2 separate regions of the Mus musculus genome follow, and region 1 is linked to region 2. Evidence: chromatin contacts called from ENCODE Hi-C data. All regions are on one chromosome and are shown on one strand. The core of a region is the stretch at or near the end of the contact, and the rest is flanking DNA. Distances in the headings are between cores, read along the strand shown.

Region 1 (2,937 bases), core at 330-2,829, 780 kb before region 2:
TAATACTTAACTTTTAATAATTCTAACAACTTTATGTTATGAGTGGAGGTAAAATGATTTCCAGTAATGTTTTTAAAATCACGATCAATGTTTATATGATCCAAATGAGCAGTGACTAATTGGGTCAGTAGTTAATACTTAGTTCTGCTGTGATATGCATTTACTCATATGTTGATATATCAGAATGCCCTCAGATTTGCTTTCATGCCACAAATGTGTGCTCTTTACATTTCAACTAGAACCCTTGCAATTTTTGTATCCATTACTATTTTTAAGCATTTACTACTTTAATGATCAACTCTATGGGATGCTCGCATGTAAGACTACAACATTCTATTGACCACAGCAGTAAATAGTATTGTACATTGCCAGTTTGTGATGAAAGGTTGAGAGCAGCTTAAGTTGGAGCTGATTTGTGGTAGCAGCAAGGAAATGAGCGCTTTTGTCCAGTGAGGTACAGCTCTGCGGGCCTCTCTAACCGGGTGGTGATCTCTGTCCTTCTCCGTCCGTCTGCAGCTGTGGAAGCACAGTGTGTACTTTTGGTTTGACCTCCAGGCTTATCATCAGCTGTTCTACCAAGAAACACTTCAACCTTTCAAAGTATGCAAGCAAGCCCAAGTAAGTAGCAGATAACACTGCTCTGTGCAAAGCTGTAAGTGCACTGGAAAATGGAAATTGTGTTCAGCCCCAGACAAGAGGGAGCTGGGGTGGAAGGCATCGTCATATCATTGCCCCAGGAATCCTTTGTTTAAATGTTAGCAGAGTATATTGATTTATAATCTGATTTGTGAGTTTTCCATTTTGAATATTTGATTTGGTTTGTTTTCTTTTCTTTTCCTGTCAATGACTTGTTCTACGAATAAAGAATGCCCCCATCTCTTTCCCCACTCCTTTGGGGGTTGCCTGTAGGGATCGAGAAGAACCCTGGGAGTGGCTGCAGTGAGCCACTGCAGCGAGCAAGAGCCCTAGTTCTGACCAGGGCTCCCCGAGCTTCCTGAAGATGTCTGCCTTCAGATGTGCCAGGCTGCTTGCTGGCAGGTCGCTGTGCAAGCGCAGGTCCCACGTAGGTGCCTGGGCTTCCATGCTAACATGCCATATGGGACAGCACTCAGAGGGTGGAGGAGAAAGCATTTTAGACCACCCTGAAGCAAAATAGGGAAGGAAGAAGAACAACAACCTAGAGGAGGAGGAACAGAGGGTCCTCTGCGGTTAGGGACAGAGAGCAGGGCCTCTTTTCAGGGAGGGGGCAGGCGGTAGAGATGAGAACAGTTATGACTCCAGCTGACTTTTGGGGGTTTTATTCTTAGGTTTTTTATAGATCTTTTATGGAGAGAGGTCTCCAAGACTAGACAACTATGAACTGCTTCTCTATCTGTTGATCACTCAGTGATTCTTATAACCCCAAATAACCCATCACAGAGGATCCTACCCCCAGATGCTGCTCAGAGAATTAGTTTCATCACATTATTATTTTATAATCCTGCTCAGGACACCAGAGTGTACTGCTGCGTGTCTGGCTGTTCCCCCCACTCTCCACTCCAGCATGAGTAACTGCTTTGTAACTCAGTGACAGCTTGGTACTTTGTGCCGTGAGAATAAGGACTCTGGCTCTTCCATAGCCCAGATGTCTCTATGCAATCATGAAGTGAATCTCTAGTTTTCTGAGACCACACAGTTGTGCTTGTTAACCCATTACCTGTAACTCTGTTTACCCTCCTCCCCTAGCCTACTGTCCCTACCATCTGTCATTTTCATTATGTTTTCACTACTCAAAGAACACTCCTCCAAAAATCTTCAGCTGCTCAGTGAAGTGGGATTTTGTGTGTGTGTGAGTGAGTGTGTGTGTGTTAATAATCAACCAGATTTCCATATACATATGAATGAGAGTTTATTGGGCTTTGTAAGCTCACCACTTTTTAGCAATGCTGTCATTCAGCTAACTGCATGGCTCAGAAACTGGACATCTGGATCACTGCAGTTAGTTAGAAATGGGTTGTCTATTTGAGGATTGCCAAGTCCTGGAAGTTTTCTCCCAAGATCTGCTTCTGGGGAGTCAAGGCAGGAATGGGAGCAGCAGATCCATGTAGAACACTCTGCTTTAGGAATGAATGGTGAGAAACAGGAGGAGCAAATCCATGCGATTTTAGAATGTGTCTTAATCTAGCTCCGGGAGTTACTTTATGTTTTTATTTTTGGTAGAAAGAATAAACTGTCTCAACTAGTTTGAGTTGTACTACCCAAAGATTTTGTTACTCTTAGTAGAGAAATTGTCTATGATATCATGGTATTATCGATTTATTTCACAGTATAAAAATCACTCATTTAATAACAATATAAGTATTGTATGGCTTTTTTTCAAAAATTTACTTATGATATAGATCTTTGAAATAATAATGCCACCAAGGGAATCTATTCATGTGGCACTCCATGCTAACTGTACTATGGACCTGGTTTTACATCATTTTTATGTGTTTGCATTAGTCAAGACACTAGAAGTTGATGCCAAAGGACCTACATGATTTCCTGTATACATAGTTTTATTCTCCCAAGTAATAGTATAGGGTAGTAAAGTAGACAGAGGTGAGTTAACAGTAAGCATTTAGCATGACTCATGAGCCCAAGAGTTTGAACTGGTGTCTAGGGCATACCTTGAAGATTTCCCTACAGGGCTTCAAGAGAACATAGTGAACAGTCAGAAACCAATGGTGCGATTGACATTGTATAGATACAGTCCCTGCCTCTGGGACCACACAGCACTGATAGGTTTGGAGACCAGCTTCTGCACCTTTCTTCACACTGGATGCTTGTTTTAGTGAGAGGACTAACAATGAGCTGCCTCTTAAATCTTTCTAAGAAACTTCATGTGGCAATAAAAGCTGCAAAATTACAAACATATGTGTTAGATTCATATTAGATATTTTTATAAATATACATGCA
Region 2 (2,984 bases), core at 450-2,949:
TTACCTTTAATTTTGCGAGGAAAGTTAAACCATGAAAAGTCATAAACGGTTCAATGGAGAGAAAGCTACATTTCTTTCATCGGTTTTCAATGGAATTCTCAGGCATGTTAGACGATTTGTAAAATTTAATTTCGCTGGCTGTCAGCAAAGTACATATTAATTTCAGTTTGGTAAAACTTTAAAAACACTGGAGAGCACAGGGGTCCTGATTATTTGATAAAGACTCTCCAATCGTTGGTAATAGTGATGTTACATTGAATAATAATAATAATAATAATAATATCGTTCGGCGTTATCTGCTAGACCCTGTGTATGGGCTTCTGAGTAAAATGACAGATGGATGAATGGTTATGTTCGCTGATTTTCAGTTCAAACACAGCAGAACTGTGTAAAAGCCAGAGAGCTATAGTAGAAAGAGATCTACGATCATGGTGGGGGAGGAGAATTTGGTCAAGTGGGGGGGGGGCACGAAGTTTCTGCCCCTTCCCCGTGCCTCTGCCTTCCCGAAGAGTTAATTAAATTAAGGCGCCCTCCGCATAAACTGGGTTTGTCTCCGCTCCCTCCCTCTCCATTTCATTTTCTTGTTCTGTTCAAGACTGGAATTTGTGGAGCAGAGAAAGTTGCTGTCTGCACCCAGTTTCGCTTCGAAAGCAGTCAGAACTCTTTTGTTCTCTGCTCACAGGTGGGGAGACCGATCCAGCGTTGCTGCCTCCACAAACACCTTGTCCTGCCTCCTTCCTACAACCGCGACTCCATTCCGAGCTATTTCTCGACAACCCAAGCGTCTCAGCTCCTGAGAAGCTTGCCTGTTGGCCTCTGGGCGAAGACCGGAGCAGGAGGAAAAGCAAGAGGCCAGTACACGGTTGGAAAAAATAATCACCCATGACTGGACTATTCCCCTGTGAAATGCGCCTTCGGAGTCGCTGGCTTGATTGCACCGTGTGTCCCGGCCCTTCCGTGCTGAGTGCCGGAGCTGCAGTAGGAGGAAGCGTGGATCCCGCTTTCTAGAGCAGGGGAGCAATATCACGGGGTGATGGGATCTGGCCACAAAGTACGATGATCGGCCTTTATAAATCTTGCCGAATGCGTAAATCTACCAAAACCAAACTAAGGGACAGCGCACAAAAGTACAACTGAGTGTATTAGCTGGGAGTCGCGTGCAGGGACCGGAGGAGGCCAGAACACGAGGCCCGGGACTAGGGTCCGCACGGCTGCCTTTCATTTTCTGAACTTGTAGCGCTCCAGACTGAGAACCTGGGCGCCCCTTGAGCACCCACATCCCTCCCTTCCTTTGGAAGGCTACAGCCTGGCCCTGGAAAGGACACTCACCGCCAGAACCGATGTCTGCCTGGGCAGCGCGGTTCAGACTAGGTCCGGACAGCAGGACGCACAGCTTGGAAAGGTCATGAGGTCCAAACTGGGAGAACTTCTTTTTCGGCGCGTTGTCCCGGGAACCGAGAACATGATCTGGGGGAGCGAAAGCGACAGCGGTAATTGGTCTTCGGCAGTCCGTGGAAGCGGGATGTGTAAAGAGCGAGCGTGTTGGGATGAGTGCTCAGAGCTCGCCCAGATCCCGGTGCCTGGGCCAGTTTCTGACCGCGGACTGCGGGTAAAGTCGGAGCCCGCAGCCCTGCAGGGCCATCACCCTCCGGCTGCGAGCGCGCTGAGCTCCGTCCCAGCCCGCGTCCCGCCCCAGGCTGCCCCTGGCCCGGAGTCCAAGGCTTTAGTAGCGGCCCCGCCTCCCCTCGCGGCGGGCGTCCTGCAGAGGAGCAAGGCTGCAGCGCCCAGGCTCCGCCTCCAAGCCCGGCGCCCGCTAATGGTCCACTCTGTTTACTTGTGTTTGGATAGCAACTGAGTCTTAAAGGCGCAGGTTTGCTTGAGGTTTTCCCAGTTAACCCAGACACAGAGCCCAAGGTGACTCAATTCAAACCTCACACAAAGACAACGCCCATCCCCTCTTTTTGGATGACACTTTCCTCACACCGATAGAAGTCCGACTACTGGATCTTTGCTCCCCCAAGCCCGCAGAGAAGTCCAAAGGGCATTTCGTACTTTTACTCGGTTAGCTGTCGCGTCATTTTACACATCTTAACACTTTTAATATGATCATCTGCTTCAAAGGGCCAAAGCTATCAGTTTTAGATTTTGTTTTCCAGCATATACCGCCCTTCCTCCTATGTAAAACAGTTCTGCCCATACTTTTGGTCAATTGTGACTATGTGTGTAGTCTGGTTTCCTCCCTGTTTTCAAAACGAAGTTTGTTTATGAAGGTGACAATTGACTAATTTCATAATTAGTGCAGAGACATCTGGATGTTCCGGGAGAAATTTCTTTCAATATCTAAGCTTTAATCAGCTAATGTACATTTCATAAGCAGTTAACCAACTTAGGCAAAGGAGTGGGCATCTGCAATCCATTGGCAAACAATAACCTGCCCATCTGGAATGGGTGAAGAACAATCTTTTTTAAATTTTAGGAAAAAACTATTCCAGTGCCTCAAAACGTGCATTATCTTCATTCTCAGCAAAAATTGAGTTCATTGTTCAGCCGCCAGGAAAATTGATTGAATTTGACATGTACTGTTAGGTTTCTTAGTTCTCCTAAAGGTTTAGTTTTGTGAGCGTGTAAATGAGAGGGTATTACAGTCCCTCTGGAAAAGGATGTCAGGGAACGATAAGATCCACTTGAAGCAACTTCTTTTCAGACGCAACGCGCCGCCGGAACAGAACTAAGCAAACTGTCCCTCGTCCCAAACCACTTGAGGACACTTTAGCTGGTGCTTGCAGAACCATAGATCTTTTAAAGGAACTGTACAATTCAAACGTGTTTCACCAAAAGATGCTTTTCGGTCGCCCCCTCAAAGGACAATTACAATAACCTCAACTATGTGAGGAGATGGATAGGTGTAAGCAGAAAGCTACGAGCCGAGCCGAATCGTCAAAGACCAAGCAGGAAGGCAGGCAGACACTACGGAAACGATCCCA

Evidence for each region. Hi-C counts contacts between places; a loop is a spot of excess contacts on that map.
Region 1: a loop to region 2 is called in a map of heart, with 1.9 times the contacts of the local background. The contact joins the enhancer-like site here to the promoter of Osr2 in region 2. A Hi-C loop is called at or near these places in 2 of 37 maps with a recorded cell type or tissue (T-helper 17 cell and heart).

What each region holds. Positions count from the first base shown.
Region 1 is chr15:36,078,498-36,081,434 of GRCm38, reverse strand. It overlaps Rgs22 (regulator of G-protein signalling 22), which reads left to right. Exons shown (of 28, transcript NM_001195748.1): 14 at 517-618. Among named protein-coding and RNA genes, the nearest start is that of Rgs22, 60 kb to the left of the region's middle. Within about 2 kb of position 1,579, at least 1 of the 3 ENCODE cell types and tissues checked has a DNase peak (open chromatin) inside an H3K27ac peak, as active enhancers do; it is heart, where a contact is called at or near this core.
Region 2 is chr15:35,294,813-35,297,796 of GRCm38, reverse strand. It overlaps Osr2 (odd-skipped related 2), which reads right to left and starts at 1,699. Exons shown (of 4, transcript NM_001368665.1): 1 at 1,330-1,699. It overlaps Gm52178 (a long non-coding RNA gene), which reads left to right and starts at 1,763. Exons shown (of 3, transcript XR_003951500.1): 1 at 1,763-2,984.